2 separate regions of the Homo sapiens genome follow, and region 2 is linked to region 1. The links are chromatin contacts, found by Hi-C or POLR2A ChIA-PET in ENCODE. All regions are on one chromosome and are shown on one strand. The core of a region is the stretch at or near the end of the contact, and the rest is flanking DNA. Distances in the headings are between cores, read along the strand shown.

Region 1 (4,908 bases), core at 615-3,114:
TGAAAAAAATAACAGCTATGTCAGGGTTTGCAGTCTGGAAATGAGTTTAATGTGCAAACAATATCTAGTGAATTTTATCTGGAAAAAAGAAAAGAAAAATCAATAAAAATATAAAACAGCAAGTTAAACTGAGTCCTTCCCAAGGTCATCCTGAGCTACTACAAGTAGAATGTAATGACTTTGGTTACCGACTCTCAACTCCTCTTCCTTCCTAAAAACCTGTCTAGAGATCATTTATTTCTAGACCTCCTCAACCTACTATCTCTCCAACCTCAAGTCTCACCCGTCAGAAGCCTTCCTTAGGCCTTGCTAAGGCCCTCCAGCTCACCTCCTTTACAGACCAGCTTCTAAGAGGAGTAGAGTAAACCCATGCCACCATACCCATTCACCTCCAAACAAGCAAGACCATTCTTGTTCCAGTTACCAATGACATTATAAGATTGTCCTATAGCCAGTGGACAATATTCAGTACCTATTAAATGTACTGCCTCAAAAGATCAGAGACATCCATCCTGGACACTCCCTCCTTGTATTCCTCCCTTCACTGCCTGCTGGGTCCCTCATTTTTCCTGCCTTTCCATCTACCTCTGGTAATTTCTCAGCCTTCTTCCCCTCTCAATAAAAGCTCTTCCCAGGAGATCTCATTCTCATCCACAACTTTTACCACCTATACTACCACCAATGATTTCCAGATCTCTACCTCAAACCCAAACAGCCCCCTGCCTGTTGGACATACCCACTTAAATACTTCATGTGTCCAAACCATTTCTTCTCAATCCTTCTTCTAGGCTGTATTTCAGTTAGTAGCACCTCCATTCATCAAGTTACTCAAGACACTCAGAAGTCATCCCAGATGTCCTCCTTGCCAATGCCCTTTTCTACCACCCAAGTTCTGGGTCCCATCATTTCTCACCAGCAGGAAGTACCTAATTAATCTCCTTCACCTGCAATCTGCCACCCTTCTATGCATCTTCTACCTTTCCTGTAGGGTAATCTTTCTAAAATGTAAACACAGTCATGCTATTCCCCTATTTAAAACTGTTCAATGATTTATTCTACCTTCAGGATAGAAATGGTGTAAACATTTAGCATGGCACAGGAAGGCACCTGGAACTAAGTTCTGCACACCTGCCTAATCTCTTCCAAAACCTCAGATATTCTGTTCCAGCCCCAAACTACTTAAAACAGCTCCAAAAGTCTCCATTCAAGACTCAATATCTGTATACAAGGTGCAGCTCTGCCTAGAATGCCTAGCTAGCCCCTACTTGTCTGTCGAGGCTCAAATGTCCCTTCCTCTATGCTTACATGGCACTCTGTGCATAACCTTTTCTATCAGAACATTCATTACCATACAGCCCATATGAAACAAAAATTAACATCACATCAATGCTACTCAATAACGTTCTTACTAATCTGGGACAAACCTCACGGTTTTTCACTGCCTCTTCCTCCTTTATTATATTAATCCTGGTATTTTGCCTACTTTTCTTTTTTTTATTAACTTCTTTTGTTTAATAAAGAAATAAACATATGCAGTCCTATGGAGCTAAAGAAAAGAAAAATTGCCAAGAGTTCTAAGATGGAGAGAGCAGAAGCAGAGAAAGAGTGGGTGCTCCCTCCCTGCTACGTAAGTGCTGAAGTCACTCAGCAAGTAGCTGCTGGAGGCCGTGATATTATGAAATACATATTTGGTCTTCATCCCTGTTTCCAGACACACAGCTCTTAAAACCCTTGGAATCTCTGGAGTGATAAATGCATCTTTCTTATTTCTCCAATAAGTTTATACTTTTTGGAATTAATAAAAACTATTTTTAAGTCTAATAGGAATTTGAGCCAGGTACAGTGACTCATGCCTGTAATCCCAGCATTCTGGGAGGCCAAGGACGAACGATTGCCTGTGCCCAGGAATTCAAGACCAGCCTGGGAAACATGGTGAGACCTCGTCTTGATTTTTTAAGAAAGAATTTGAGAAATTATGTTTCTAAAGAGGATGAAAATTGTGTGCCCTTGAGAAGCTTAACAATTCCAGGGCTTGTTTCCTTTTGTGCAGGCCCACACCAGGGTCACTGCAAAAAGAGCCAGCCTAGGTGCCAAGAGACATACCAGAGGTGAGGACCAGGGCCTGCAGATGGAAGACAGGAGCTCCAAGAGCAAGTCTCAGGCACCATATGCCTTACAATTTGTAAGAAATACGTAACACAAAATGATGAGAAATTTGGGTTCCACATACAAAAAGAACAAGAAAAATGGGATACTAATTCTCATATTATTAAATAGGTTAAGCACTGGAACTTTAAATTATTAATTAACATAAATTAGCCTTGTAGAAAGCTGTCTATAAAATGTTTCTAACTAAAGAATTAAGTAAAACAGCTTAATTCGTATTCAATGGGTAATTAAATATTAGTCATTTTACAATATTATAAATTCTAAGGCTATACATCATCCTAATTATTCCCTAAAAGATGTCTGTCGTAGTAAATTTTATCCAGGAAAGTATGCATCATCTCAAAGCACATGCCAGTCTGATATATGTGGTTTCTTTACATCTAGTATTTCTTCTACTTGGGAGCACTTAATAATCAAAGAGGGGGCCGGGTGCAGTGTGGCTCATGCCTGTAATCCCAGCACTTTGGGAGTCCAAGGCAGGTGGATCATTTAAGGTCAGGAGTTGGCGACCAGCCTGGCCAACATGGTGAAACCCCATCTCTACTAAAAATACAAAAATTGGCTCACGCCTGTAATCCCAGCACTTTGGGAGGCTGAGGCAGACAGATCACCTGAGGCCAGGAGTTTGAGACCAGCCTGACCAACATAGAGAAACCCCATCTCTACTAAAAATACAAAATTAGCTGGGCGTGGTGGTACATGACTGTAATCCCAGCTACTCAAGAGGCTGAGGCAGGAGAATCGCTTGAACCCAGGAAGTGGAAGTTGCAGTGAGCTGAGATCGCGCCATTGCACTCCAGCCTGGGCAACAAGAGTGAAACTCCATCTCAAAAAAACAAACGAACAAACAAACAAAAAAATTAGCCAGACATGGTGGTGCGTGCCTGTAATCCCAGCTACTGGGAAGGTGAGGCAGGGGAATTGCTTGAACCCTGGAGGCAGAGGTTGCAGTGAGCTGAGATCGTGCCACTGCATTCCAGCCTGGGCAACAAAGTGAGACTCTGTCTCAAAAAAAAGGAAAAAAAATGTTAATAATCATAGCAGGAACTCAATAAAATACACCTTTAGAAAGGTAGATTATGAATTTCAAAGATCTAAAGGAATAGCAAAATGACAGTTGTATATAAGCACAAATAAATGAAACAGGAACTGCGAATCCAACGAGCAATGGCTATTCCCAACAGCAAGAGGAAGAAATTATGACTCAGTATGTTATGCAACCAATAGGATCAGATACTATTTTCAGTTTCGTACCAGGAAATGAGCCAGGTATGACAAAGAAGATAATAATCCTTTGAAATGCTCCTAAAAATATAATTAAAGCAAACAATTAAACAGTTTGCTATTTTAAGAGGGAAAAAAGCAACTGTAAGGCAGGCCCCTGGTTCACTTCAGTAGTCTGTAGGACCTGCAGCCTACGATAATTAGACTCAAGGGACTATGAAAGTGGGGAAAATTAAAGTATCTACTTTCGATTCTCAGATAAATACAACACATAATGTAGGTTATTTGATGCTTCTAGAAAAATATGAACAATTTGATTATTAAAGGAAAATGTTAGTGTCAGACGCATGATTTTTTTTTTTGAAACGGAGTCTCTTGCTCTGTCGCCCAGGCTAGAGTGCAGTGGCGCAATCTCGGCTCACTGCAAGCTCCTCCTCCCGGGTTCACACCATTCTCCTGCCTCAGTCTCCCGAGTAGCTGGGACTACTGGTGCCCGCCACTACGCCCAGCTAATTTTTTGTGTTTTTAGTAGAGACAGGGTTTCACCGTGTTAGCCAGGATGGTCTCAATCTGACCTCGTGATCCACCCGCCTCGGCCTCCCAAAGTGCTGGGATTACAGGCGTAAGCCACTGCGCCCAGCCCCACAGGATTTTTAAATTTGGTTTTGCTTGAAGAATAGTGTTCCTACAGAAAGCAGTGAAATCAAGCATTTCAAGGGAAAGGCCCTATGTAGCATTATGCTGGAAGTCTGAATACTAAAATCTTTCAAGAAGAATAGAAATAAAATCTAAGTTAACTGAAAATTACAATAAATACCTAATTATCTTTCATTTTGGCTAAAACTTTACCTTCATCCTAATGTATATTCTCCCATTCCCATCACTGAGGTTTAAAAAAAATCACAATAACAAAACAAGCCCTGAGTGAGGCCTGCAGGCTGGCTGGGCTGTTGCTCCCTGGAGGCCCACACCAGGGTCATTGCTGCAAACATAATACCACAGGTGAGAGATGGGAGTTCAAAGTGAGAAGTCTCAGGCACCACAGACCTTAAAAGGAACACATATCCAAAAGCCAAAAGTAACAGTATTTAAATATGACACTTCGATTCTAGCACTAGGTTAAAATCTAAATGAAATGGAAAAATTCTACAAGTTGTTGTGAAGAAAAACTAACAGATGAAGAGCAGCAACATTCCTTACAGAAAGGGTCATTATACCAAGAACAAATTGCTGGAAGCTAGCATTCCCTCTCACATGCTTTTTTATACAAGCCTGTCATAGTAATTTCAGGCTGTATGGATTCACACAGAAAAGAGGACTAAATTTACTTTTTTACTAGGAAAAAAAGAGAAAAACTGCCTAGAAACAGCATAAAATAAGTAATCAATCCTCGATTTAGCTAAAACCAAAGGCATGTGGGCAACATGGAATAGGGTCCAACTCCTCCCTAATACTGCGAGTGATGCAGAGTAAGACCATGAGTGGCAACAGCATGAGGACAGCCTCACTGCAGTG
Region 2 (4,908 bases), core at 972-3,471, 340 kb before region 1:
CAGAGACAGCCTTTACATCAGGAACATCAGTGGGCCTCAAGTGCACATCTCTTGTCAGTGTCACAGTATGGGTCTCTTGAAAATACCTAGTTCCAATTCTGCTCGGCAAGGAGGGAAATGCTAGGAGCTGGGAAGGAACCCAAGGTCAGTATGACCTTATTCTTCCACGAGAATAACTTTCACTGGAATACTTTCTAAACAAATTGCCCTAGATATAGCAAAGGAAATACAACTATATGGGGTTTTCCTAGTGAAATTTGCTGAAACCAATCTATTCTTCATATTAAAGTAAGGTTTCCCAAAATGTTTCAGATGTTACACTGACAAATATTATACCCTAAGAACTGTATATCTATTTTAGAGCATATTATAAACAATAGAACTGGTATAGCAAACCTACGCCTTCAGTAGTGATATAAAATTTTCTTTATAAGATTATAGAGGAAGAATCTATTTCAGGTAAAATGTTAGACTGAGGATAAAGTTGGTATGCTGGCATAGCAAACGTTGGACTCCGTAGCTGCCATAAAGTCCAAAAGAAGAATCTTTCTATGTCAGCTCCAGAGCACTCCCTTTTACAAGAGAGACATCTGGGCCGGGTGTGGTGGTTCACGCCTGTAATCCCAGCACTTTGGGAAGCCAAGGTGGGTGGATCTTAAGGTCAGGAGATCGAGACCAGCCTGGCCAATATGGTGAAACCCCATCTCTACTAAAAATACAAAAACTTAGCCAGGCATGGTGGCATGTGCTAGTAGTCCCAGCTACTCAGGAGGCTGAGGCAGGAGAATTGCTTGAACTCGGCAGGTGGAAGTTGCAGTGAACCGAGATCACACCACTGTACTCCAGACTGGGTGACAGAGTGAGACTCCTCAAAAAAAAAAAAGACATCTGATTCTATGTATAGTTTATGGAATTGGAACAAATTATAGTTAATCAATACAGTGTTTATTAAGTGTTCTTTCAGAGGCTGGAGAAAAACTCATGGCTAAGGACTAGTTGGAAACATATTAAATCCTCAAAATGTCCTTTCTTTCTTTCTTTCTTTCTTTCTTTCTTTCCTTTCTTTCTCTTTCTTTCTTTCTTTTTTTTATTAGACAGGATTTCTCTCTGTCACCCAGGCAGGAGTGCAGTGGTGCTATCACAGCTCACTGCAGCCTCGACCTTCTGGTCTCAAGTGATCCTCCTGCCTCACCCTCCCAAGTAGTGGGGACTACAGGTGTGCAGCACCACACCCAGCTAATTTTTTCCTGTTTTTTGTAGAGATGAGGTCTCACCATATTGCCCGTGCTGGTCTCAAACCCCTAGGTTCAAATGATCCTCACGTCAGCCTTCCAAAGTGCTGGTGTTACAGGCATGAGGCACCATGCCTGGGCTCCCATCATGTCTTTAAACCCATGTGGGGCAGGCTTCTCTCCCTACTCCATCACTGAGAAATGAGACTGTGGGTCAATCCACCCTTACCCTTGCAGAAACAATGGGGACCTCTGGGGCCCAAGGAGGGTCCCAGGAGGGAACTCTGGGTCTGTTGAGTCCACACCCTGCTGTGAGGAGGAGCAGGACCATGAGTCAGGTGGGCCGGCAACTGACACAGGGGCTCAGAGCTTTCTAGAATGTGACAGAGCAAAGCCCCACATAAACACAGGGCCAGGTGATGTGCAGAAATTTGAAATGTTTTCTGAGCACAAAAGATCTCCAGTTTGTCCACATTCCATAAAACTCAAAAATGTGAAAACAGTGATTGGATGTTTGGAGGTGCAAACAGCTGAACCCAGGTATACTGGATAAAAAGATAGAACAGCGCCATCATAGCTGAGGGAATGATGGCTGAAACCCTGTTCCTGCATCAGGCACCTGTAGTAGGCAGGATTCTAAGGTGGACCCCAAGGCCCTCAACCCTGGTGTGCTTGCCTGTGAAATCTCCTCCCCTAAGCACAGGTCCCCTGGGGACTTGACAGCACATCATTCCTGTGACCACGGTGGGCAACAGGGAGACGGTCCTGGCTGGGTTTGATCCCATTATGTGAGGTCTTTAAATGCACAGAATTTTCCCCAGCTGACTGCACAGGAGAAAGCCAGACAGAGGCATTCCTGCTGGGCTGGGTAAAGGAGGAAGAAGCATGTTGTAAATTACCCATGGGGTGGCTCTAGGAGCGGAGAGTGCCCCCTAGGCCACAGCTATCGAGGGAGCAGAGATCTGCCACCTCACAATTTCAGCCTGTGAAACACTAAGCAAAGGGCCCATGTGACCTGGATTCTCGGTGGAGTTGTGAAATGATGCATTTGTGTTGTTTTATGCCACTGAGCTTGTGGCATTTTGCAACCACAGTAACCATGTCCTTTCCTCAGATGTCCTTTCTTCCATGTTCACCCGTGAAATGGGGCCCATGTGTGCGCCTGAGTACCACCCAAAACACACAAGAGGAGAGGTGGCAGACATTACCCTAAGGAAGTTTTAAGGAGGGGGACTCCACTCTTTGCCTTTAAGGCATGTCTACAATCATGAGAAGATCTGCTGGTCATTTTCATGGACCCACAAAATTGACTTTGGCAAACACCTCTGTGCCTTGCCCATCTACAAGTAGGGCAATGATGACTTTCTCTGTCTGGATCCTGCTGAGTCACATAGTTTTTCTAAGAGCCAAATTTTGAAACAAGAGCACACTTGGCCCTGGAGCGTTTCTGCCGACAGCATGACCATGCGGCCCCAAGCACCCGCTTTGCAGGTTCTGGGCATGATGGTCCCAGCAGGAGAGCTGGGAGCTGCCCCACGTAGACAGCTGGCTGGAAGCCAGGTCGTCTGGGTTGTCGTCGCTGACACAGCACAATACAAAGCAGGTCATGTGTTTGTTTAAAGGGGCTGCTTTCTCTCCTTTCACACGGACCCCGTGAACATGGGCACTTTCTCAGGACGCACCCTTCCCTGGCCTTGGGTGTCTGGGTGGGCCATCCCCTAGGCTGCACACTCCCAGAGGGCTTGAGCTTGCACACTGTTCTTCCTTTCCATCCTTGCTGCTACTTCATGGACTTCTTAAACTATTGTCCCTTGCCCATCATCCTACAGATTTGGGGATTTGCTTTACCTTGGATGAAATTGTTGTTTAAATTTTTCTCTGCAACCTCTGTCACAAGCCACTCATGACTGATTCAAGTGTGAAAAAGCCAGGGAAAAAACAGATTTTGTACCTCACTCTATCCATGCGCATCACACAATGGGGTGCTGCCTCTCTGGAACCCCGTTTCAGAAAGCAAATCCCCTATCTGTCCCCAACTCTCTCAGTGAGGCTGCTGTCTCTCCTGCTCCTCACAGTCCCAGAATAGACCCACTACCACTTTCCCCAGTTGGTGCTTAATTACTACAGAATCACCAGGGGAGGGTAGAAAAGGTGACCAGAAGGAGGTGAAGAGGAGCCTGGGGTCCCAGCGGCCACGCTTTTCCCACATGGAACTCCTGGCATGCCTTCTGCATACACAGCCTTATCCAGACACAATGCACAAGAACCAGCCTGCATTCTCCACCTGCGTCAGCTGTTGTCTCCGTCAATTCAGGCTGCTGTGACAAAATGCCATAACCTGGGTAGGTGGCTTATAAACAACAGAAGTTTATTTCTCACAGTTTTGGAGGCTGAAAGTTCAAGATCAAAATGCCAGCAGATCCAGTGTCAGGGAAGGGCCCACTTCCTGGCTCATAGACAGACATCTTCTTGTTGTGTCCCCTCATAGCAGAAAAGGTGAGCAGTGTCTCTTGGGCCTCTTGTATAAGGGCACAAATCCCATTCATGAGGGTTCTACCTTGGTGACCCAATCACCTTCCAAAGGCCCCACCTTCTCATACCCTCACCTTAGGGGTTAGGATTTCAACCTGTGAATTTTGGATTGACACAAACATTTAGATCATAGCAGCTATCATTTCTTTCTCAGAGCAGCTGCCCTAAGCAGCTCTGAGAGCAGGGCCCAGCTGCTGATGCTGGAAGGTGCTCTCCATCTTGCCCTCTTACTCAAAGATGTCTTGTCTCCCCTTCATTGGTTAGTGTCCCTGGGTATTAACCATTTGTTTTCTTCTATCCTCAGAGGCACTGGTACTTGCATCGTAGAGAGAAACAGGCCCTCTGTTCTAGAATGGCACAGCCACGTGGTGAAACCCTCCTTTCCTGGGTGATATGGTTTGGCTGTGTCCCCACCCAAATCTCATCTTGAATTGTAGCTCCCATAACCCCCACTTGTCATGGGAGGGACGTGGTGGGAGATAATTGAATCATGGGAGTGGTTTTTCCCATGCTGTTCTCGTGATAGTGAATAAGTCTTATGCAATCCGATGGTTTTATAAAGGGCAGTTCCCCTGCACATGCTCTCTTGCCTGCCTCCATGTAAGACATGCCTTTCTCCTCTTTTGCCTTCCACCATGATTGTGAGGCCTCCCCAGCCATGTGAACTGTGGATCCATTAAATCTCTTTTTCTTTATACATTACCCAGTCTTGAATATGTCTTTATTAGCAGTTTGAAAACAAACCAGTATACTGGGCTTGCCCCTTCCCAATAGTGCCTCTGTAGGGAAAGCTGGGGTATCTGTGTCTTTTTAAGGTTCTTTCAAAGAGGCCACTGAGGGTGTTTCTCCAATTCCATTTAGGAAACCATCGCACTCATTTCAGTTGATCACAGCTATTCAGGTTTTCATATACCTATAAATATTAACACATCTCTTTTACCTATTTTCATGAATCACCAGAATGAGCACAGAAGAGGAGGAACCACATAAGTATGGTAACCGAGAGGGAACTGAATTTCTTTGAAGAAAGACACCAATTTTCCAATTCTAGCTGGTCCAAGCAGCCAAATAGCAAATAAAGGAAATAGCAAAAAAAAAAAAAAAAAAAAAAAAAAAATCTATAACTAGGAGCAGTTGCAGACAA

The links. Hi-C counts contacts between places; a loop is a spot of excess contacts on that map. ChIA-PET counts read pairs that join two places held with the same protein, here RNA polymerase II (POLR2A). Pooled maps may share reads with other maps.
Region 2: a loop to region 1 is called in a pooled map, with 2.4 times the contacts of the local background. The contact joins two enhancer-like sites. A Hi-C loop is called at or near these places in 3 of 50 pooled maps. POLR2A ChIA-PET finds 5 or more read pairs at or near these places in 2 of 52 experiments (OCI-LY7 and common myeloid progenitor, CD34-positive).

What each region holds. Positions count from the first base shown.
Region 1 is chr9:91,299,592-91,304,499 of GRCh38, forward strand. The region is part of intron 4 of AUH (AU RNA binding methylglutaconyl-CoA hydratase); the gene reads right to left. Among named protein-coding and RNA genes, the nearest start is that of AUH, 60 kb to the right of the region's middle. Within about 2 kb of position 1,865, at least 11 of the 41 ENCODE cell types and tissues checked have a DNase peak (open chromatin) inside an H3K27ac peak, as active enhancers do.
Region 2 is chr9:90,958,877-90,963,784 of GRCh38, forward strand. The region is part of intron 1 of LOC105379829 (a long non-coding RNA gene); the gene reads right to left. Among named protein-coding and RNA genes, the nearest start is that of LINC02957, 36 kb to the right of the region's middle. Within about 2 kb of position 2,222, at least 2 of the 41 ENCODE cell types and tissues checked have a DNase peak (open chromatin) inside an H3K27ac peak, as active enhancers do.